3 separate regions of the Homo sapiens genome follow, and all the other regions are linked to region 1. A link is a loop called in an ENCODE intact Hi-C map of the cell type or tissue named here. Cell type or tissue: heart right ventricle. All regions are shown on one strand.

Region 1 (8,000 bases):
CGGTGGCTCATGCCTGTAATCCCAGCAGTTTGGGAGGCTGAGATGGGCGGGTCACCTGAGGTCAGGAGTCCGAGACCAGCCTGGCCAACATGGCGAAACCCCGTCTCTACTAAAAATACAAAAATTAGCCGGGCATGGTGGCGGGGCACCTGTAATCCTAGCTACTCAAGAGGCTGAGGCAGGAGAATTGCTTGGACCCAGGAGGTGGAGGTTGCAGTGAGCTGAGATCGTGCCCCTGCACTCCAGCCTGGGGGACAGAGCAAGACTGTCTCCAAAACAAAACAAAAAAAGAAGTGCAGCTGAGAAGGCAAGGACCGAGGCACAGGGCAGGACTTCAGGAAAGCCCCTTGTCCTCTAAGTTTCAGTCCCACGACTGTCCAGCGGCCCCAGCTCTGGACTCTGAGACAGGAAGTCATCGTGGCCACAGCGGCCACTGGTCAAGGTCAATGATCAAGTCCACCTGACCATAGGGCAGCCTAGCAGGGGAGGGGCGAACAGGCACAGCTACTCTTGGGGCCATCGGGCATCTTGCCAGCTCCTTCTCACCCTGTCGGGGCAAAGCAGCTCAGGAGAGAGACAACAGGACCGGCACAGTCTGGCCTGGGTGGGGAGGCTGGCTGGGGGAGCTGGATTGAAGCGAGAAGCGCTAATAGGTTATGTCAGGCGAGCGCTCTGGGGAAGGGGCCGCGCCTCTCAGCTCTGGCAGCCCCACCTGGGGCCTGAGCCCAAGAGCTGGGGCCTGGAGAGAGACGCTGGCTCAGTGCTGAACCCAGTGTGCAGACCGGGGAGCAGGAAGGCAGGACAGAAGTGAGCCCCCATCCCCCACTGGGCCTGGGGCAGCAGGGGGGCTGGTGATAGACACACAGACCCCTCTGGTGGGCTAGGCAGGTCCCAAGTGACAGAGGCCACCCATGCTTACATGATGGGACTGGGCTTGGTGGAGAGCGAAGCCCCAGGGGGTGGGACCACCCCTCTGCTCAGGGGAACCCTCTTATTATGTATCCCCTCATTTCCTTTTCTGTCCAGTCCCCCCATCCTGGGCGCCAGGATCCCATCCCCAAACCCTCCCGACCCTGATCTCTCCCCGAAACTCCCGCTGCTCTGCGTGGACTTCACCAGCCCCTCCCCCATCCTTCAGTGCGCACTTTGACAGCCCCTAACACCGCAGCCTTTCCTGGGGTTGGGATGAGGTCAGGATGAACCGGGGGACAGGGAGAGGCCTGCAAATGAACCCCTCGCCCGGGAATGTGGGTTCCAGGGCTCCGGGAGGTGGAGAGGGTCTCAAAACAAGAGGCGGGGGGGTCAGGGAAGGGCCAGGAACTCGGGCCGGGGCCTGCGGGCAGACTGAGGAGGGGGGCCCTTACAATCACAACGGGGCAGCCAGGGCCCTGTGTGTCTTGGCGAAGTGGGACCCCTGGCCCGCCAGGTATGTAACAATTCCAGCCATTTCCTGCCCTATTAATGAAAAAGGGACTGATATAAATACACGCTCAGCATAAATAAATACAGGCCAGGCCCAGGACTGCATAGCAGACAGATTGCGTGAAGCTGCTGGCTGGCCTTGCAGCCAGCTCCCCCCACCCTGCCCATGCCCCGTCCACCCCCTGACACCGGCCACCAGTTGTTTTCTTCCAGCAGGCCAGGGCCCCTCCATGCTCACAGGCCTGAGACAGACGGACTGACTGCTCCCACCCCGGGCCTCAGAAGCTGCAGCCCCCAGAAAGGCAGCAGGCCTGGGAGATGGGGAGCCAGGGAGTGGGGTCCCAAGAGCCTCCCATGCCTGCTCTGAGCGGGGACCGCACGTGCACAGACCAGGCAACAGCCCTGTGACATCTGGGGTGTTGTGATTATACCCTGATCACAGGAGGGGAAACTGAGGCTCTCAGGGTTTAGTAAATTGCCAAAGGTTACACAGCTGAGAGGTTGTGGATCCAGCATCCAAACCCAAGGCTCTCTGACCCCAAGGCCTCTGCTGTGCCCACCATTGTGAGTGGCAGCCGAGGGGAGATTCTGGCCTTCTCCCTTTCCCCCAGGATGCCAGAGACCTTGGAAGGCCGGAAGAATTCAAGTCCTAGAAGAGATCTTGCAAAAGCAGCAATAACTCCAGGACAGGGGATTCAGGGAGCCAGAAGTCAGCCAGTGTAGGGCCTTATTGGCAGGCTGCGTAGACAGGGGGACTGCTCCTCTCCTGCCCCACCCCACCTCTTACCTGGGCACTGAGGAACAAGGCCTGGCATCAAGGAACCCCAAATGCTGACTCTCGGCCAGCCGCAGTGGCTCACACCTGTAATCCCAGCACTTTGGGAGGCCAAGGTGGGCAGTTCGTCTGAGGTCAGGAGTTTGAGACCAGCCTGGCCAATATGGTGAAACCCCGTCTCTACTAAAAATACAAAAATTAGCCAGACATGGTGGCGCTCGCCTGTAGTCCCAGCTACTCGAGAGATGAGGCACAAGAATTGTTTGAACCTGGGAGGTGGAGGCTGCAGTGAGCGGAGATCATGCCACCGCACTCCAGCCTGAGTGACAGCGAAACCCTGTCTCAAAAAAACAAAAACCAAACCAAATGCTGACTCCCTTATCGGGGATCACCCCACCCATCCCGCATTGCACAGACATGGGAACCGAAGTCCAGAGTGGGCAAAGAGAGCCTCATCCAAGGTCACACCCAGTGACCTAGGCGGGCAGAGGCAGAGGCAGAGGCACAGAATCCAAGCTTCTGTCCCCAAGCCCAGATCTTCTCCACGGGGCTTGGGCCACATTCCTGTCCATCCCCACTTTGGCCCCAAACTGCTCTGGGGCCTCCTCCTTTCCTCCAGTCCCTGCCTCAGCAAAGAGCTGACATCACCTACTCCTGCACTCATGCTTCCCTGAAAGCTGTGTGTATGTTCTAGAATCCCAGTCATGTTACCCCTCTGACCAGGTGCTTATAGGTCCTTCCTGGTACATGTTCTACCTCGTTGGCCAGATGGGACCCCTCAGATGTCCCTCCTAGAGCAGGACAGCCTTGCTGCTTAGACTTGGAGGAAGGGTCTGGAAGTTCACCCACATCCACCCTGAGCTGTAAGGGAGGCCCTCACTGAGCTGGGAACCCGAGTGGAGAAGAGCCACGCTCACACCACCACCCTCTGGCTTGGGAGTAGGTGAGAGGTAACTGCAAACACTCAAGAAACCATCCCTTCCCCTCTCAGCAGAATCACTCACCTGAAGGCTGAGTCTTGGGGATTGGAAGCATCACAGCCTGAGCTGGCACAGCAGCATCAGCCACCCATGCAGCAGGACCCTGTGTCCTTACTCACAGGTTAGGGGAGTGCTGAGATACTGGATAGGTTTCCCCTTTCCCCAGGGAGACAGATGGCTCTTCAACAGATAGCGGGTGAGTGGGTGTGGTTGGTTCTGTGGATGAATGGATGGGTGGGTGGGTGGGTGGATGGATGGATGGATGGATGGATGGATAGATGGATGCATGAATGGGTGGATGAATGGGTAGATGAATGGGTGAGTGGATGGTTAGGCAGATGGGTGGCTGAATGGATGGGTGGTTGGGAGGATGGATGGATGGATGGGTGAATGGATCAGTGGATGGATAGATGGATGGATGGATGAATGGATGAATGGATGGATAGATGGGTGGATGGATGGGTGGATGAGTGGGTGGATAGATGGATGGATGCATGAATGGGTTGATGAATGGGGAGATTAATGGGTAAGTGGATGGGTAGGCAGATGGGTGGGTGAATGGATGGGTGGGTGGGTGGGTGGATGTATGGATAGGCAAATGGACCAGTGGATGGATAGATGAATGGGTGGATGGATAGACGGATGGATGGATGGATGCATGAATGGGTGGATGAATGGGTAGATGAATGGGTGAGTGGATGGGTAGGCAGATGGGTGGGTGAATGGATGGGTGGTTGGGAGGATGGATGGATGGATGGATATATGGGTAAATTGATCAGTGGGTGGGTAGATGGATGGATAGGTGGGTGTGTGGATGGATGGATGGATGGATGGATGGATGGATGGATGGATGGATGCACGAATGGGTGGATGAATGCATAGATGAATGGGTAATTAAATGGGTAGGTAGATGGGTGGGTCAATGGATGGGTGGTTGGGTGGATGGATGGATGGATAAATGGATCAGTGGATGGATGGATGGATGAATGCATAGGTTGTTGGGTGATGATGGATGGATGGATGGATGGATGGATGGATGGATGGATGGATGGGTGGATGGGTGGAGGGATGGATGGGTGGATGTGTGAGTAGATGGGCAGGTGAATGGGTGAGTGGGTGAATGGATTGGTGGGTGGGTGGATGGATGGTTCTGTGGATGGCTTTGTGAGTGGGTGGATAGGTGGATGGATGAATGGCCAAGTGCATGAATGAATGGGCTCCTTGAAGCCTGGCTCACAACTGTTTCTCAAAGCTTTCTAAATCTCTGAAATGTGAGGCCCTGGCACCCCCCAGAGGCCAAAGTCTCTAACTGCCCATCTCCCCTAAAGCCCTGGGCACCAATACTTCTGAGAACCAGGGGCACGCACCTAGAGAAAGTTAAGGATTCTGGGAAACAAAAAATCTAGAGACCCAGTGCTGGTTCTGCCCTTGACAGACTGTGACCTTGGGAAAGTTCAACCTTCTGAGGCTCAATTTTCTCAGCTGTAAATGGTGCTAATCAAACCTGATGCCTGTGTTGCTAGGAGATTTAAACCAAATTATGAGTAAATTGTCTGAGATGTTTGATATCTGGCCCATAGAAGATGCTGACGGAAAGTGATTTCCTTCCCAGAGGCAGTCCTGGGCTCACATGCAGGCACACACATGCACATCACTCACACAACATCTCTCCAGCCCATTAGGGAAGAGGGAGTGAGACCATAGGCTAGGCCAGACCAGGAGAGGCAGATGGGGATACATTTATTCTCTGGGAGTTTCTTGCTCTGGCAAAACTGTTCCAGACTCTGAGTCCGAGGACGCAGACAGTGAGGGCAGCAAGGAAGACCCTGAGACCTCCTGGGGTTCAACCTCCTGGGCCTCGGCCAGCTGGGTCGTGTGCTCAAAGGCAGCCTGCAGCAGGTGGGAGGCCAGGCAGGTGGTCCAGGTGATGAGATAGGCCAGGTGCCAGGAGGTGAGGGCAGTCATAGTCTCCACCCACCAATACAGACGTCTCAGCTGTACCAGGAGCTTCCTTACCACGCAGTTCACTTGCAAGGCCTGGAACAGGGAGACAGATGGGCAGGTGGCCCTTAGGAGCTCATAGGGTTACACTGCTTGGCTGTGGCTCCCCCCTGCAAGCCCAGCCAGCCCTGACCACACCCAGTACCCCAGGTTTGCCCTCCACACCCCAGCCTCACCCCGAGACCACCCACCTTACTGAGCTGCCTGCCCAGTCGGAAGCAGTGGGACTTCTGACACACCCTCCAGGTCACTACCACCAAGAGCAAGGCCACCAACATCAGGCCGTGCAGACATGACAAAAACAGATCTGTCCAGATGGCCACAGACAGGCCCAGCTGCTCCCAGGCACTGAGCAAGGCCAGGCCCAGGCCCTTGGTGCTGCCCCACATGCCAGCCCACATCAGCCTGGGTCCCTGTAGCACCAGCCATACGGGGACCTGTATCAGAGCCAGCCCAGCCCAGAGAGCCTGGCCCAGGGGGCAGGCTGCAGCTCCCAGGGGTAGGTGGGCCTGCCAGTTACAGGACCCCCGGGCCTCCTGGGCCAGCCCTGACACCCAGTGGTTGAAGAGGTTGATCTTGAGGAGCAGGAAATTATAGAGGTGATCTCGGTTCTGAACCAACTGCAGAAGAAGAGAGAGAGACAACCGTCAGCCATCATCACCCTCCTGGGACAGGAACCCCACTTTTTCTTTTTCTTTTTTTTTTTTTTGAGACGGAGTTTCACTCTTGTTGCCCAGGCTGGAATGCAATGGCGCTATCTCGGCTCACTGCAACCTCCACTTCCCGGTTTCGGGCGATTCTCCTGCTTCAGCCTCCTGAGTAGCTGGGATTACAGGCGCCTGCCACCACACCTGGCTAGTTTTTGTATTTTTAATAGAGATGGAGTTTCACCATGTTGGTCAGGCTGGTCTCGAACTCCTGACCTTAGATGATCCACCCGCCTCAGCCTCCCAAAGTGCTGGGATTACAGGCGTGAGCCACTGCGCCTGGCCAGGAACCCCACTTTTACTGTAGAGGTGAAGCTGCTGGACCACCTTGAGTCAGATCCCCATCTCAAGGCCTCAGCTCCCCACAGGTGCAAGGATGAACTCTGTCCACTTTGAAGGACTCCCTTCTGAGAAGGGAACATTAGAAGGTGTTTCATATTGTATTTGGGTTCCTTTCCATTGGATATTTTTTTTTAAGAAACAGGATCTCACTCTGTTGTCCACGCTGGAGTGCAGTGGTGTCATCATAGCTCACTGCAGCCTTGACCTCCCACACTTAAACAACCCTCCCATCTCAGCCTTCCAAAAAGCTGAGACCACACAAGTGCATGCCACCATGCCTGGCTAATTTTTTTTTTTTTTTTTTTAAGAAATGGAGTCTTCTTATTATGCCTGGGCTGGTCTTGAACTCATAGGCTCAAGCAATCCTCCCCCCATTAGCCTCCCAAGTAGCTGGAGCTATAGGTGCATCTCACTAAGTCCAGCTAATTTTTTTTTTTTTTTTTTTTTTTGTAGAGGCGGGGTCTTGCTATGTTATCCAGGCTGGTTTCGAACTCCTGGCCTCAAGCAATCCTCCTGCCTCAGCCTCCCAAAGTGCTGGGATTGCAGGCATGAGCCACTATACCTGGCCTCCATTGGATTTAAATGATTATTTACAATACTCCAGACTGAAGGAGGTTTCATGGCTATTATTACCATGTTACGATCCCCCACCCCAATCCTGTGGGCTTTGAACCCAGGTCACTTGTCTTCTTCCAAGTAGCTGGGCTTTGCCTCTGTACCAGTTGTCCCCTGGCATCAGGAGGGCTGCTGGGGCAAAGGACAATGCCATTAGGGGCAGGGAGGCGTGAGAGACATGGGGCAGGGGTCACATAATTCACGACAGACCTAATGAGAAGGGTGAAGGAGAGAGATCCAGAAAGACTTCCAGATTTCCAGCCGGACATGGTGGCTCACACCTGTAATCCCAGCACTCTGGGAGGCCGAAGCAGACGGATCACCTGAGGTCAAGATTTCGAGACCAGCCTGGTCAACCTGGTGAAACCCCATCTCTACTAAAAATACAAAAATTAGCTGGGCATGATGGTGCATGCCTGTAATCCCAGCTACTCGGGAGGCTGAGGCAGGAGAATTGCTTGAACCCAGGAGGCGGAGGTTGCAGTTTGCCCAGATCGTGCCACTGCACTCCAGCCTGGGTAACAGAGTGAGACTCCATCTCAAAAAAAAAAAAAAAGAATTCCAGATTTCTGATCTGGGTGGTGAGTTGGACAACGGTGTCTCCCATTCACTGAGATGAAGCTGCAGGACTGGGGTGAGGTGGGGGAAAGCTGTTCTTGAGTCCTGGAGACCCTTCATCAGAGCTGGAAAGCCCCCAGCCCTTGAGTGACACCAATCCACCCACCTGGACCCCCCATCCCCGTGTCCACAGGCCCCACCATCTGAGATTGGCTGCAAGACCCCCCACTCACGGGCTGGATTTGCAGAGCTTGGGACGTGGAGGGTGGAGCTATGCTGAGACCAAAGGGTCCAGCAGGGAGAAGAATTAGGGTAGAGCTAGGAAATAGGACCTCCCAGGTTATGGTGCTGAGACCAGGGAGGAGGGAAACCTATGATATCCCACATGATCCCACAAGATCATTTCTATAGGAGAGGAAACGGGCTCAGAGTGGTGAAGTGATTTGCCCAAATTCACACAGCTAGAGGGTAAAACAGCCAAGATGCAAATCTTTTTTTTTTTTTTTTTTTTTTTTTTTCTGAGACAGGGTTTTGCTCTTGTTGCCCAGGGTTGCCCAGGCTGGAGTGCAATGGTGGGATCTCGGCTCACCGCAACCTCCG
Region 2 (8,000 bases), 530 kb before region 1:
TTCCTATTCATAATAGAAAAGAAATCTCGACCGGGCGCAGTGGCTGACACCTGTAATCCCACCACTTTGGGAGGCCGAGGCAGGAGGATCACAAGGTCAGGAGTTCGAGACCATCCTGCCTAACACGGTGAAACCCTGTCTCTACTAAAAATACAAAAAAATTAGCCAGGCGTGGTGGCGGGTGCCTGTAGTCCCAGCTACTTGGGAGGCTGAGGCAGGAGAATGGTGTGAACCAGGGAGGCAGAGCTTACAGTGAGCTGAGATCGCGCCACTGCACTCCAGCCTGGGCAACAGAGCGAGACTCTGTCTCAAAAAAAAAAAAAAAAAACAAAAAAAACTCAGCCACCCAGAATCCCAGGCTTGCTGTAGACTTTCAAGTTCTTGTCTCCTTCCTGAGACTGATGTGTGAAGCCCCACTGCAGGACCCTGAGCAAGGAACTGGCTTGTGGTTGATTACTCCTCTGAACAGGGAGCTCTTTACCTGTATTGGCTCATCCTGCCTCTGGACAGGTCAGATAGGAAGTTTTCCTTTGCACCGTATCACACAGACTGCCACATAGGCAGCCATGATGTCTGCAAAAGCGGCTAGCCAGGGTCCCTCCACCTGCCTGTGGTCCTAGAAGATTTCAAATCCTCACCATGACTCAGCTGTCCCTGGGGTCATTCCAGGAGGTCTCCAGTCTCCATGGCCTGACAGCAAGGCTAGCCCAGCCCCACCCGGACTAGTGCCCCTGCCCCTAGGCCACCCCTACCCCACATACCAGCCCGGTCAGCTTTTCACGCAGGCCCCGGATGTCATCCTTGAGTTTCTGCTCCTTGATCCGCCACTCAGCCTTGTGTACCTCACGGCTCAGGTCCCTCTCCGGCCCTGGGGAGTGACGATTGGCCTCCAGCAGCAACACCCGCAGTTCGTTCAGGCTCCTGGGGGTGAGGCGGGCACAGAACCACTGCACTCAGCCCTGGCTCCTCCAGCTCCCACACTCTAGCAATTTGCCAAGTGTCCAGGGGCTGACCAACTGGTGGGGGACATGGGCTACTAGATGGCATCTGTGCCACGAGGGGCCACAGTAGACACAATTCAACCAAAGCCCAAGAGGGGCCAGGATTTGGGGCTGGGATGGTCCTGAGGACTTGACCTTTCCTAGAGTACTTTTTAAAGTTGTTGTGGGGGGAGTGCAGAGCACAGTGGCTCACGCCTGTAATCCCAGCACTTCAGAAGGCCGAGGTGGGCGGATCATTTGAGGTCAGGAGTTTGAGACCAGCCTGGCCAACATGGTGAAACCCCATCTCTACTAAAAATACAAAAATTAGCCAGTCGTGGTGGTAAGTGCCTGTAATCCCAGGTACTCGGGCAGCTGAGGCAGGAGAATCACTTGGACCTGGAAGGTGGAGGTTGCAGTGAGCCAAGATCGTGCCATTGCACTCCAGCCTGGGCAACAGAGCAAGGCTGTCTCAAAGAAAATAATAATAAATAAAATTTTTAAAGAAAAGACAATATATTTGTTTAATTAAAACACACACACACACACACACATAACCCCAAAACATTTACCCAAGAAATCTCATGAGGCAAGACATTTTATCTATTTTTAAAAAATAGAGACAGGGTCTTGCTATGTCGCCCAGGGTCATCTTGAACTCCTGGCCTCAAGTGATCCTCCCGCCTTGGCTTCCCAAAACGCTGGGATTACAAGTTTGAGCCACCACCCCTGGCCAGCAAGACATTTTAAATACCTGATGTCAAATGGGTTTTATCTCCCATGTCACCTCTTAATCAACTGACAGGATCTACCTGGAGTACTATGATGATAATGGTTCTGAGGCCACATTTGGGGTCTGCAGGAAACAGTGCAGTGATCGATTGGTAATGCCTGCCATGGGCATAGGCAGGAGCACATGCACCCCTATGCCCTAGCGTTTTCCCTTGCCTGCAACTACTACAGAGGGGAAAACTCCCTTACTAGGTGGCCACGGGTAGAGAACAGTGGAAATCTGCTGGCACAGCTCCCTTCCCTTTCCTCCTCCTTTCTGCTATGATGTATGATGTGATGGCTGGACTTTCAGCAGCCACCTTGCAATCATGAGGCGGGGAGCACTGCAAAGGTGTTGGCACTGAGATCTTAAGCTCCTGAACCAACTGCCAGTCACAGCTACCTCCAGATTTCTTGTTATGTAAGAAAAGGAAATCTCTGCTACTTTAATCTGCTGTTTGATGGATGTGACATCACTGTCACCAAAGCATTCCTAGCTGATCTCCCACCTCCATCCTAAGCACTGCAGGAGTGTGGAGGAGCCCACGGTGGCCTGTATCAATCAAGAAAGGCTTCAAGGAAGAGGTGACAATGTGCTAAGCCCTGAAGAATGAACTGGACTTAGCAAACTGGCCAAAAAGAAGGTATCTCTGGCCAGGCATGGTGGCTTATGCCTGTAATCCCAGCACTTTGGGAGGCTGAGGAGGACAGATCACCTGAGGTCAGGAGTTTGAGACCAGCCTGGCCAACATAGCAAAACCCTATCTCTACTCAAAATACAAAAATTAGCTGGGTGTGGTAGCACATGCCTGTAATCCCAGCACTTTGGGAGGCCAAGGCGGGCAGATTACTTGAGGTCATGAGTCAAGACCAGCCTGTCAACATGGTGAAACCCCATCTCTACTAAAAATACAAAATTAGCTGGGCGTGGTAGTGCATGCCTGTAATCCCAGCTACTTGAGAGGCTGGGGCAGGAGAATTGCTTGAACCCAGGAGGCAGAGGTTGCGGTGAGCCAAGATTGCGCCACTGCACTCCAGCCTGGGTCACAGAGCAAAACTCCGTCTCAGAAAAAAAAAAAAGAAGAAGAAAAAGAAGGTATCCTAGAAGGGAGGAATCTCATAACTGATGAGAACTGAAGGATGGAAGGAGGCTGTTGACAGCTGTTGACAGCAGGGAGACGGGGATGAGGCCAGGCTCTGGGAAAGAGGAAATGTGGCTTCAGATGACAGGGAAAATTCAGAGACAATGGATAAAGACCCAAAACTCCAGAAAGTTCTATCGAGACTCAGCAGAGGGGCATCCTGTGGCTGAGACAGGGCAGAAAGCTTCCTCGGAGAAGGTGAGACCAGGCAGGGCACCAAGAATAACTTTTCCACTTAGGATGGGAGACAGGGGAGGGAGGGCAGCCCTGGAACCCTGGCCAGGGGCCTGGCTGGTTTGTTCCTACTGGAAAAGGCACAGGCTGCATCTGCAGAGGGCAGTGTTGTTCTGGAAAATTCCTAGATTGCCTCATCGCATCTGTTTCCCTCCTGGGCAGGGCTACAGTTTCTAGAAAGGTGTTAGATTTGTAGCAAATGTAGCTAGAGCAACTCCTAATCTGTATAGAAGGAAAGGAGATGGCATTTCTTCTTTTACAAAAGGATGTCTGTGCTTCAAAGAGATTCCTTTAACTCGGGTTGAAATGCAAATGCTGGGCCCGGGGCGGTGGCCCACGCCTGTGCTCCCAGCACTTTGGGAGGCCGAGGCAGGTGGATCACCTGAGGTCGGGAGTTTGAGACCAGCCTGACCAACATGGAGAAACCCTATCTATACTAAAAATACAAAATTAGCCCGGCATGGTGGCGCATGCCTGTAATCCCAGCTACTTGGGAAGCTGGGGCAGGAGAATTGCTTGAACCCAGGAGGCAGAGGTTGCGGTGAGCAGAGATTGTGCCACTGCACTCCAGCCTGGGCAACAAGAGCAAAACTCCATCTCAAAAAAAAAAAAAAAAAAAAAATAAGAAGAAAAAGAAGGTATCCCAGAAGGGAGGAATCTCATAACTGATGAGAGCTGAAGGATGGAAGGAGGCTGTTGACAGCTGTTGACAGCAGGGAGACGGGGATGAGGCCCTCTGGGAAAGAGGAAATGTGGCTTCAGATGACAGGGAAAATTCAGAGACAATGGATAAAGACCCAAAACTCCAGGAAGTTCTATCGAGACTCAGCGGAGGGGCATCCTGCGGCTGAGATAGGGCGGAAAGCTTCCTCGGAGAAAGTGAGACCAGGCAGGGCACCAATAATAACTTTTCCACTTAGGATGGGAGACAGGGGAGGGAGGGCAGCCCTGGAACCCTGGCCAGGGTCCTGGCTGGTTTGTTCCTACTGGAAAAACACAGGCTGCATCTGCAGAGGGCAGTGTTGTTCTGGAAAATTCCTAGATTGCCTCATCGCATCTGTTTCCTTCCTGGGCAGGGCTACAGTTTCTAGAAAGGTGTTAGATTTGTAGCAAATGTAGCTAGAGCAACTCTTAATCTGTATAGAAGGAAAGGAGGTAGCATTTCTTCTTTTACAAAAGGATGTCTGTGCTTCAAAGAGATTCCTTTAACTTGGGTTGAAATGCAAATGCTGGGCCCGGCAGAGTGGCTCACACCTGTATTCCCAGCACTTTGGGAGGCTGAGGCGGGTGGATCACCTGAGGTCGGGAGTTCGAGACCAGCATGACCAACATGGAGAAACCCCATCTCTACTAAAAATACAAAATTAGCCGGGCATGGTGGCACATGCCTGTAATCCCAGCTACTCATAAGGCTGAGGCAGGAGAATCACTTGAACCTAGGAGGTGGAGGTTGCAGTGAGCAGAGATTGTGCCACTGCACTCCAGCCTGGACAACAAGAGCAAAACTCCATCTCAAAAAAAAAAAGAAATGCAAATGCTGGGCCCAGTGCGGTGGCTCATGCCTGTACTCCCAGCACTTTGGGAGGCAGAGGCAGGCAGATCACTTGAGGTTAGGAGTTGGAGACCAGCCTGGCCAACACAGTGAAACCCTGTCCCTACTAAAAATTAGCTGGGCATGGTGATGGGCGCCTGTAATCCCAGCTACTCGGGAGGCTGAGGCAGGAGAATCGCTTGAACCCAGAAGGTGGAGGTTGCAGTGACCTGAGATCGCGCCACTGTACTGCAGCCTGGGCAACAGAGTAAGACTCCGTCTCAAAAAAAAAAAAAAAAAAAGCAAATGCTTACAGGGGCTGGGGAATTGGGAGTAAGAAAAATAATGAAGGGAAAGTGGGGCCTCCCCAGGAGACTCAGGGGGCCCACGCCCATCAGAAGGGGGCAGGGGCTCCCCAGCTATGATGGGGTGATCGCCATGCTGGAAGTCTGTCCTGTGTTGTTAGGTCTTGCCATTTGTTATTTTTTAAAATTGTGTTTATTACTATTATTATTTTTGAGACAGAGTTTCACTCTTGTTGCCCAGGCTGGAGTGCAATGGCACGATCTTGGCTCACTGCAACCTCCACCTCCTAGTTCAAGTGATTCTCCTGCCTGAAGTAGCTGGGATTACAGGCGTGCTTCACCATACCTGGATAATTTTTGTATTTTTAGTAGATATGGGGTTTCATCATCTTGGCCAGGCTGGTCTCGAACTCCTGACCTCAGGTGATCTACCTGCCTCGGCCTCCCAAAGTGCTGGGATTACAGGCGTGAGCAGCCACCACACTCAGCCTTTTACTTATTGTTTTTTGAGACAGGGTCTTGCTCTGTCGCCCAGGCTGTGGTATGATCATGGCTTACTGAGTCTCCACTTCCTGGGCCCAAGTAATCCTACTACCGCAGCCTCCTGAGTAGCTGGGACCCACAGGCGTGTGCTCCACGCCCAGCTATTTTCTTTTCTTTCCTTTTCTTTTTTTTTTTTTTGAGATGGAGTCTCACTCTGTCGCCCAGGCTGGAGTGCAGCGGCGTGATCTTGGCTCACTCCAAGCTCCGCCTCCTAGGTTCACGCCATTCTCCTGCCTCAGCCTCCCCAGTAGCTGGGACTACAGGTGCCCACCACCAAGCCTGGCTAATTTTTTGTATTTTTAGTAGAGACAGGGTTTCATCGTGTTAGGCAGGATGGTCTCGATCTCCTGACCTCGTGATCTGCCTGCCTCGGCCTCCCAAAGTGCTGGGATTACAGGCGTGAGCCACTGCGCCCAGCCACGCCCAGCTATTTTTCTATTTTTTTGTAGAGATGGGGTCTTGCTGTGTTGCCCAGGCTGGTCTTGAACTCCTGAGCTCAAGTGATCCTCCAGTCTCCGCCTCCCAAAGTGCTGGGATTTCAGGTGTGAGCCACCATGCCATGCCAGATCTTCCCATTTTTTAAGGGAATGTGGAGAAATCTGGCTTTTCTGTAACATTTGATTTTTATTTTCTTTAATTAATTAACCTTTTTTTTTCTTCTTCTTCTTTGAGACAGAGTCTCACTCTATTGCCCAGGCTGGAGTGCAGTGGCACAATCTCGACTCACTGCAACCTCTGCCTCCCGGGTTCAAGTGACTCTCCTGCCTCAGCCTCCTGAGTAGCTGGGACTACAGGTGTGTGCCACCATGCCTGGCTAATTTTTGTATTTTTAGTAGAGACGGGGTTTCGCCATGTTGACCAGGCTGGTCTCAAGCTCCTGAGCTCAAGTGATCTGCCTGCCTTGGCCTCCCAGAGTGCTGGTATTACAGGGGTGAAGCACTGCGCCTGGCCCCATCTTCTGATTTTTAATTGTTAGTCTAATTTCTTAAAGGCTCAGAGGGACCACACAAACCATGTCTATCGACTGAATCTAGCTCATTGGATGCTAAAGTGTGTTCTGAGGAAATCCCAGTGGGTCCCTTAAAACCTTTTCAAGGGATCTATGGCTCAAAACTATTTTTGTAATAATAACAAAACTATTTTCATTACTTCTCTTCAGAATACAATAGGTTTTTTCTGGGGCTAGTAGAAATACTAACCATGATTTGAAAAGGACATTCAAATACTCCTTTGTTTTCTAACTACATATCTATGTAAGATCAGATTTTTAGAACATAGTTCAACCAAAAGAGCAAATTGCAAAGATGGAACATGGAAAAAGATGCCAGAATCTAGTTTCTCCTATTAAGCCCCAATATTCAAGGATTTTGCAAAAATTTGAAATAATGCCACTCTTCCCAGTAAATATTTTTTGTTTTGGAAAATAGTTACTTTTTTTTTTGATGGAGTTTCGCTCTTGTTGCCCAGGCTGGTGTGTAGTGGCGCAATCTCGGCTCACTGCAACCTCCGCCTTCCGGGTTCAAGAGATTCTCCTGCCTCAGCCTCCCGAGTAGCTGGGATTACAGGTGCCTGCCAACACGCCTGGCTAATGTTTTGTATTTTTAGTAGAGACAGGGTTTCGCCATGTTGGACAGGCTGGTCTTGAACTCACGACCTCAGGTGATCTGCCCACCTCGACCTCCCAAAGTGCTGGGATTACAGGCAGAAGCCACCCCGCCCAGTCCCCCACCCACCCCCCCCACCCCGCCAGAAAATAGTTACTTTTTATCAAAAGCATGCTACTTATGTTACATGCAATTGGCTTATTAATTTTATTTTTTGAGACAGGGTCTTACTGCCACCGCCCAGGCTGCAGTGCAGTAGCAAGACCTTGGCTCACTGCAGCCTCGACTTGCCACCTAAGGTGATCCTCCCACCTCAGCCTCCTGAGTAGCTGGGATTACAGATGTATGCTACTATGCCCAGCTAAATTTTGTGTTTTTGGTAGAGAGGGGTTTTGCCATGTTGCCCAGGCTGGTCTCAAAGTCCTTGGCTCAAGTGATCCTCCTGCCTCAGCCTTCTAAAGTGCTGGGATTACAAGTGTGAGCCACCACGCCTGGCCTGGCTTCTTATTTTAAGATGGATTCGTATCTTACACTTTTTCAGTCTTAATTCTAATATGGTAAATATAGAATAAACAAACAAAAGCTCTTTGGGGATCCTCAATAATTTTTAGGAGTTTAAAGGGGTCCCTGAGACCAAACATTTTGGGGAGGCATTAATCCTTTCTTTCTTTCTTTCTTTCTTTCTTTCTTTCTTTCTTTCTTTCTTTCTTTCTTTCTTTCTTCTTTCTTTCTTTTTCTTTCTTTCTTTCTCTCTCTCTCTCTTTTCTTTCTTTCTTTCTTTCTTTTTTTTTTTTAAAGAGACAGGGTTTTGCTCTATTGCCCCGGCTGGAGTGCAGTGGTATGCCATAGCTGACTGCAGCCTCGAACTCCTGGGCTCAAGAGATCATCCT
Region 3 (8,000 bases), 160 kb before region 1:
CTTGAGCCCAGGAATTCAGACCAGCCTGGACAACACAGCGAGACCCTGTCTCAATTTAAAAAAAATAAAAAAGGTAAAAAAATAAAAATAAAAAAGGAAAATAAAAGAAAAGGAAACCTCTGTTCCAAACCATCTTCAGTTCTGAAATCAGGAAAAAAAAAAAAAAAAATCCCTGATACTATTTCTGGGGGATGGGGAAGAATTATCCCTGGGTTAATTTCTCATGCTCACTTTTGAAACAGCCTGGGAGCTGTGCGGCTTGTCCCCTCCTCCTGCTCCCCCACCCCCGCAACAGGGTTCCTTCCTTGGAGCCGCTGAACTTGCATAAGTGACACCCTCCTCCTTGAGGGAGAAGCCAGGCTCCCCCAGGACAGCCAGGTGAGTGGCAGTGAGCATGTGACTGAGCGCTCCACTCCCTGTGTTGGCTCCCCGACCTCTGCAGACTTCAGTAGCACTTCTGTGCAAAACCCCACACGAGCTCATCAGTTCACACACCCCTTATTTGGACCTAGCAAGTCCAGCCACCTGGGACAGAGCTGAGATTGATCTCTGCAAAGTGTGAGGCCAGCTGGGCGTTTAGCGGTGTCACTGAGGACACAAGGAGAGAGCTGATTCTGCCTAGGGCATGCCTGCTTTAAGGACTCAGCCCCAAGCCTTCCCCTCCCCAAATGTTGCCTGCTAGCTCACTCCTAACCCCCTTGCCCCTTGACCTGGGGCAGAGAGCTGGCTGATACTAACCCCCGGGGACTGCCTTAGCCTGCCGGAGCCTCAGCTTCCTTGTTTGTCAAGTGATGATAATAATTTCTAATTCTCAAGGTTCCTTGATGATGAACTGCCACCCTATAGGTGGTGGCCCCATCTGGGAAGAAGGGTGGCTGGGTGTTTGGGGGCTACACCTGGGGAGGAGGCTGAGACGGACCCGGGGCTGCTGCTTTCAGGCCCTGGCTCGTTGCCCCTGCTGGGGCCCGCCTGTGGGTACCCATGTCCCTTGGCCTCATCCAGGTCCAGCAGCGGACCCTGCACAGGAAGCTGTTCAATCTCACGGAAACAGCTGCAGCTCCTGCCCAGGCCCTTGACTCCACCCCGTGGCCCTCCCGCCCCCCACTCAGCGTTTGGTTCTCATGGCAAGGAGGACTCCCGAGGAAACCAGACTCCACCCAGACCCCCCTACCAAATGCCCTCCTTTTTCCCATGCCCGGGAGCCTCTTCTGTCCTCCCCCGTTGGCCGCGGCATAGCAGCCCCACAGGGCACACCCTCAAACCCCATAACCAACTGTGCCTGGGTTGGGGCACATAGCAGATGGCCCAGCAGTGCCCCAGGATCCACTCCAGCCTCTGTCTCAGCCACACTGCCTCTGCCAGGAGACAGACACCTTCTCCAGCCCGCCTTTCCATGCTTGCGTGCCACATCGCACACACATTCACACACACAGATGTACACACTCCATAACACACACAGTGACAGTCCACACCAGTGTCACACCTGGATGCCAGATCGCCCATGTCTACATGTGTACATGTCTACATGTCTGTCAGGTGGCAGACTTTTGCACACACTAAGGAGCAGCTTCATATACCTCCTCCAAACATACGCATACACCTGCCTAAGGATGAACCTGTGAGCAGACATATGTACCCCTCCAGAAATCCCTTTCCCTGTTCAGTGACACAGCCGGGCATCTGAACACATGCACACCTGTGCATGCACACATACACACACGAGCACACAGCACGCTCATTCCTGTGTGCATGCACACACACACACACACACAAATGCATACCAGGAGTCCCTGCCTGCCTCAGCAGGGAGAACACAGCAGCAGCTTCCCAACCTGCAAACCCATCCTCAGCGGAGCCCTGACCTTCCTGACGGGGGGATCCCGGCTTCCCAGGGGTCAAGGAACCTGCTGAGGTCACACAGCTCACTGCGGTTGAGCTGGTATCAAGCCCAGGTTCCCTGTCCCCAGGGCTGGTGTGCACCCCAGCTGTGTCCACAGGTGTGCAGACTGTGGTGTCTCCAGACCCAGGGGTTCCCGCTGGGCCCTCCCCCAGGATGCTCTGATCCCCCTACAGGGCGGGCACCCGGGCACCTGAGCAGGGGCCCCCTCAGCCCTCGCAGGGCAGCAAAGCCTGGATGCTGGGCTGGGACTATTCTGAGTCGAGGGTGTCTCTTTGACAGGTTCCTCCTGGGCACGGGGCTGGCTCCTGGGAGGGGCAGTTCCGAGGACCCAGTGGCTGAGGGGCTCCCACCTGGGACCCCTTGCAGTTCCCAGGGACGAAGGTCTCCCCCTTGAGCGTCTAGTCACCTGGCCCAAAGGGCCCGCAGCTGTGGGCAGCGCTGGGGACAGGGGCGAGGGGTCCTTACCTCCAGGCCGAGAGGGGTGGAGGATGGACAGCAGGAGCAGGAGGACTCCGGGCCGCGGGGCCGCCGCCGTCAGACCCGCCATCTCGGGGAGAAATGCCCCAGCCCGCTCTCCGCACCTCGTTTTATCCCCAAAGCCTAATTGTTGCCTCGTCGGCTGTGAGGGAAAGAGGGAGGGAGAGAGGGCGGGCGGGAGGGCGGGAGAGGGGGGAGGCCTGGGGGAGGGGGCCGCGGGGAGGGGACAATTACGAAAGGCCCGGCTCACAAGCCTCCCAGGCCCGGGCTGCTGGACTGCGAGCTTTTTTCCTTGACACACACACGCACACACATGCACACAAGCACACACTCACACACACACACTTTCCCCCATCTCTTTCCCGCTTTCCCTCTGCGACTGTTCTTTCGCTGCTGGCCCTGTTCCCGCCAGAAAGAGCGAGGGGGGCCTCTGCCAGGACAGCCCTCGGGAGAGGAAGCAGAAGGGAGGGCCTGGCGGCCAGGCCAAAAATCCCAGCCCCAGCCAAGGCCCGAGTGGCCAGGCCCCCGCCCCTCCGGCTGGGCCCCGGGCCCAGTGTGAGGATACGGGCCAGCTGTCCCGCGCCTCAGCCCCCACCCCGGCCCTCCAGACTCCCCAACACCCCCAGGTCTGGCTAGAGACAGGTTCTGCCCAAAGCTGGGGAGGGGAGGCATTGGGCAGGTCTGGGGGTTTGGGGGGTGCGATGTCTACAGAGGCCGGGGGGCTGCAGGTTGAATGGCCTGGAAGGTAGGCCCGGGTTGGTATTGCTCTGGGAGGGATCTGGGGGGAAGGTAGGGGACCCTGGACAGGGCTGCATTCTGCAGGGGCCAAGGTCTCTGCCTAGCGCCTGAAGCTGGGGAGGAGGTGTTGGGTGGGTCTGGGGTGGATGCCTGCAGATGCCAGGGGGTTAGAGGCAGGGGAATGGCTTGGGAGTTAAGGCCATGTTGGTGCTGTCCCCAGGGGCATCTGGAGCACATGGAGGATCCCGACACACAGGGTTCTATTCTGCATGGGTCAAGGTCACAGCCCTATACCCAGCCCCATGCAGGCCGCAGGGTCTGGTAAAAATCAGGCTGGATCCCCAGGTGCCCTGTGGGGGAACAGGGAGGTGGGAGCCCCCCGCAGACTGACAGGCAGCCCAGCTTCCCATTATCACTGGGTCACCTCCCATCCCCACGCTGAGCACAGCTAGCGCCCACACCAGTCTGGGAGCTTCTCGACTGCTGTTCTCCCGGCCCCTCTGGGAAGGCTGACATTCCGCTGGTGGCCAGGAGGGGGCGGCCTGCACTGAAACAGCTGGGACCACGTTCCTGGAGAACTCTGCATTTCTGCCCCCAGGACTGAGCTGGACGGGGACCCTGGGGGATTTTGGGGGTTGGAGTGTGGGATGGAACAGGGGAGGGTCGTGTCCCCCACCCCTCACTTCCCACTACTGCTAGAGGAGAAGAAATGTGAGACCTAGAGAATAGGAGAGGGAAACTTGTTCCTTGTCCTAGGTCACAGCCAGTCAGGGAACAGCATGGAAGCCACACGCCCTGTGGGCTTTTCCCTGCACCACGATGGCTCCGAGGGATGAGTTAAAGACCCCTTGTGGAGGCAGGAGCACTGTGGCAGTCTGGAGTGCCAGCAGGGGTGGCTCAGCGTGGAAAGGTCAAATGCAGGCATTGGTCAAAGGCAGGTATTGGTGGACCTAGAAGTAAATTTCTGGCTCTAGCCTTTCTGGTAGGAAAACCTCTCCACAGAGCATCAGTTTCCTTATCTGTCTACAGGTGATCAGTATTCCTAGCTAAGAGATTATTGCAAAGACAAATACAACGTGGTCTTGTATTTCTGCTAGATCAAAAATGCTCTGTGTTCAGCTGGTGCTAGGACTGGTGTCAATACCACAGTTGCCGTCACTCGCTCTGCAAGTACTCTGCTTCTAGGACAGCTATCAGGCTTTGGTCTATACGGGGCCACCCCAGGACCCTGGACAAACCCTTCCTTTTCCCTGGGTCTTTGGAGGGAGCAGCTCTGGAATTTTGGAAGGTAGGGGCATGCTGGGAGAATTGTCTTGAAGATGTACGCACACAGCCAGTGTACAGCTCTTACTTACGGTGTGTGTTTATTTGGGGGTGCTTTGAGGGTAGCTGATGGAGATTATGCTGGGGTGAAAGCCCCCCCAAGCCACCCTTTGTTGGTGGGGTTAGGGGCTGCTCAGGGGCAGGGTCTGAAGCTCGATGCCCAGGATGTGCCTGCTGCAGGGGAGGGGAAGTCAATGGTATATCTGCGTGCCTCCGCCTGCCTGGGAAGGAGGAAGGCAGGGGCTACTGTGGGGAGCTGGACCCCTCTCTTCTCGAGGCAGTGACACGGGCAGGAACCAGCTTTCAGACTTGCAAACCGCAGTCTGCACAGAGTCTTTATTAATTCCAGGACGGGGAGAGAGTCCGGAGCCAGGGGGAGAGAGTTTGCAGTGGGGGGATCCAGGAGGGGTGTGGAGGGGCACTCACAGGAATAGACTTGAGGTGGCTGGAACAGACCTCTCCCCTGAGGCCGGGGGCCCTGTGTCCTGCCCCCAGCCTGTGCGCTGCTTCTGCTTAGCAGCCTCTGCTCATTGCAGGAGCTCCACGAACATAACATGCAACAAGATTGCAAAAGGGGGCCTCAATTCACAATCAAATCCATTGCACTGAATATCCATGCCGTGTAGTCTGATGCATAAGATACATAATGTAAGAACTAGAGATGACAGTCATCGGCCACCATCCATTCATTCATTCATTTACTTGTTCATTCAAGACCCCATCAGTACTCAAATGCTTAGTGTCACCTCCTTGCCTAGCTGTATGACTAAATAAGGTCATACATGCAGAATTGCCCACAGAGGGCTACCGGGTGCACCTGGCTGCCTGGTGATCGTTGGTCTTGCCGTTATCATTGACAAGCCTTTCCCGCTTGTTGCCTGGCTCAGTGCCACCAAGGGGCAACCAGATGAGTCACCCACAGGGCATCTCTATCTTCCAGCTCCTCTGGGTGCACCCATTTTGGTAGGACAGAGTTCCCAGTCTCTGGATGGCTCTGAGAACATCGTGCTTTGCTCAGACACCCTCCGTCGCTATCCAGACAAAGTTCAGATTTTTTTTTTGAGACGGAGTCTCGTTCTGTCACCCAGGCTGGAGTGCAGTGGCGTGATCTCCGCTCACTAAAATTTCTGCCTCCCAGGTTCAAGCAATTCTCCTGCCTCAGCCCCCGAGTAGCTGGGATTACAGGCATCCGCCACCACTGCCAGCTAATTTTTGTATTTTTAGTAAAGACCGGATTTCACCATGTTGGCCAGGCTGGTCTCAAACTCCTGAGCTCAGGTGATCCGCCCGCCTCGGCCTCCCAAAATGCTGGGATTACAGGTGTGAGCTACCGCATCCAGCCCCTCCTATGATCTTAAATTTACTAGTAGCCATATGAAATAAAAGAAAACATAAGTAAAACTATTCTTAGTAATATATTTAACACAACATATCTAAAGTATAATCCTTTCAACATCCAATCAAAATAAAAGTTATTGAGATATCTTGCATTCTTTTTTGTACCAGGTCTTAAAACTGGTGTGTATTTTGCATCGAGGGTACGTCTCAATCTGGACTTGTCACATTTCAAGTGCTCCATTAGCCACATGTGGCCAGCAGCTGCCACCGGGGACAGCACTGGTTTAGATCATAAAGGACTGGTGAGATGAGCTAGCCTTAGTTCTTTTTTGGTGGTTTGTTTTCTTTTTTGAGAGGGAGTCTTTCTCTGTCACCCAGGCTGGAGTGCAGTGGCACGATCTTGGCTCACTGCAACCTCCGCCTCCCGGGTTCAAGCAATTCTCCTGCCTCAGCCTCCTGAGTAGCTGGGATTACAGGCACGCGCCACCACGCCTGGCTAATTTTTGTATTTTTAGTAGAGACGGGGTTTCTCCGTTTTGGCCAGGCTGATCTTGAACTCCTGACCTCAGGTGATCCTCCCGCCTCGACTTCCCTAAGTGCTGGGATTACAGGCGTGAACCACCATGCCCAGCCAGAGCTAGCCTTAGTTCTGATGCGCTTGGAAGGGAATCTGAATCCTGCTATGCAGAGGTTCAAAATGGGACGGGGCTTGAGGACAGGGGAGAGGGACAGAGAAGGAAGGATGTCCTTGGAGGCTGGCAAAGGGCACCCGTGACAAGCAGCCCCAAAGGAGTGGCCCTGCCCTCGTGCTGGTGACTGAGCCAGAGAGGGCGGCTACCTCCTGTGGGGTGCCCGGCAGCATCGGCCCAGAGCCAGCACCTCAGCTGGAAAATGAAAGGGACTTCTGCAGTTCCTCTCTTCCCAGAGGCCACCAGGGACCCCTCGGATGGCCGGCCAGGAAAGGAAGGGGTCTGGCGCAGGCACAGGTGTCAGAGGTAAAGGGACTGCAACCGAAAATAGATCGAATGCCCATGGGTCTGGGCCATTTGCTGGGTGTCCCTTCATCACACAGAGCCAGCTCAAAAGAAGGACAGGCTGTGCTTCGAGGGGGTGCGTTGGACGTTGTGGGAGGGAGGCTGAAATTCTGGAACTCGGTGCTTCTGCAACCCCCCAGGCTGGGAGTGGGTTCGGAAGGGTCAGCAGTCGTTGTTGTGGTTGTGATGGGGACTGATGTTGATTAGTGTATGAGTTTGGCCAGATTATCTAATAATAATGAAGGATGGTGACATCAACAGTAATTGACCCCTAGAATCCCTGGTTTCGTCCTATGAAGACAGGATCTTCATAACCATTTAAGAGTACAAACATATCTGTAAGAATTTGGTATACAGCAAGTGCTCAAACATGGGAGGGGGTCCATGACACCATTTCAGGCCACTGATCATGGCTGGGTGGAGGGGTAGGCATAGCAGAAAGCCCCATCCCTGTGAGTGCTGCCCCCTGCAACCTCCGGGCCATGCCGTGTTTCCTCTTAGCCCCGGGCGTTTGTGTGTCTGAGTCATTTGTCAGTCTGGATCTTTGGCCAGTGTGAGCCGGGGGTGGGGAGGTGGGTGTCCCGGACGGGCTGTTCTGCCCTGTGCTGTTCCTACAGTGCCTCACGGGCTGTCTGTTGCCATCTAGAGGGGAACATCGTGAGCCGGCCCTCCTCTGTGCACCCCCTTCCCATGGGACCCGGGATGGAGGAGTCCAGAGCACGCCTCTTGTTTGTTTGACACTTGACCGTTTGCAAAGCACACTTCCATTTTCCAATGGGGATATTATTATGCCGGTTAACAAGCAGAAGGGTTAGGAGTCCTGTCTATAAACTCGGCCCCACCAGAAAGAGCATCTTGGTGTCTGCCTTAGATCTGTTTAATTTAATTTAAGCCAATGTCACACGGGTAGGTGGCAGTGAATTCCATCCCAGTTACTGGGTCTGTCTTCCTCCACTTCCACCCCCCACCAAAATCCAGGCATCTTAGATGGAGCCTGGAGATAGTAGGGGCCCTGACTCCCTGACTCCCTTGTTGGAGCCTGTGTGCTCGTGTGCACCCCAAGACTGTGCTGGAATCTGAGGCTGGGAAGCTCGGGGCTGGACCACCTCCAGAGGTGCTTCCAAGGGAGTGGCCTGCAGGACATTCTGTCATCTCCGGGCTGGCAGGAGATGCTTCCAGTCTAAGATACT

Evidence for each region. Peaks named below come from ENCODE experiments on the same cell type or tissue, not always from the same donor. Only the 100,000 strongest peaks of a DNase experiment are listed, where the experiment ranks them.
Region 2: it touches region 1 in a loop (8-fold over the local background); 37 of 110 quality-filtered maps call a loop at or near these places.
Region 3: it touches region 1 in a loop (12-fold over the local background); 92 of 110 quality-filtered maps call a loop at or near these places.

What each region holds. Positions count from the first base shown.
Region 1 is chr7:73,862,791-73,870,790 of GRCh38, reverse strand. TMEM270 (transmembrane protein 270) reads right to left here. Exons shown (of 3, transcript NM_182504.4): 2 at 5,370-5,798; 3 at 4,901-5,214. The coding sequence ends at 4,918. Among named protein-coding and RNA genes, the nearest start is that of TMEM270, 5.6 kb to the right of the region's middle. RefSeq lists an enhancer at 1-820. In heart right ventricle, a CTCF peak has its summit at 4,478 (motif pointing left); a DNase peak (open chromatin) is centred at 4,442; H3K27ac peaks cover 1,092 bases.
Region 2 is chr7:74,389,995-74,397,994 of GRCh38, reverse strand. It overlaps CLIP2 (CAP-Gly domain containing linker protein 2), which reads right to left. Exons shown (of 17, transcript NM_003388.5): 14 at 762-921. Among named protein-coding and RNA genes, the nearest start is that of GTF2IRD1, 60 kb to the left of the region's middle. RefSeq lists a silencer at 1,955-2,144. In heart right ventricle, CTCF peaks have their summits at 3,222 (motif pointing right), 3,954 and 4,156 (motif pointing right); DNase peaks (open chromatin) are centred at 3,219 and 4,144; H3K27ac peaks cover 583 bases.
Region 3 is chr7:74,022,635-74,030,634 of GRCh38, reverse strand. It overlaps ELN (elastin), which reads right to left and starts at 2,462. Exons shown (of 33, transcript NM_000501.4): 1 at 2,366-2,462. The coding sequence starts at 2,447. RefSeq lists enhancers at 1,135-2,106, 3,079-4,051. In heart right ventricle, a CTCF peak has its summit at 3,638 (motif pointing right); DNase peaks (open chromatin) are centred at 1,042, 2,744, 3,634 and 7,404; H3K4me3 peaks cover 4,007 bases; H3K27ac peaks cover 3,902 bases; H3K27me3 peaks cover 2,331 bases.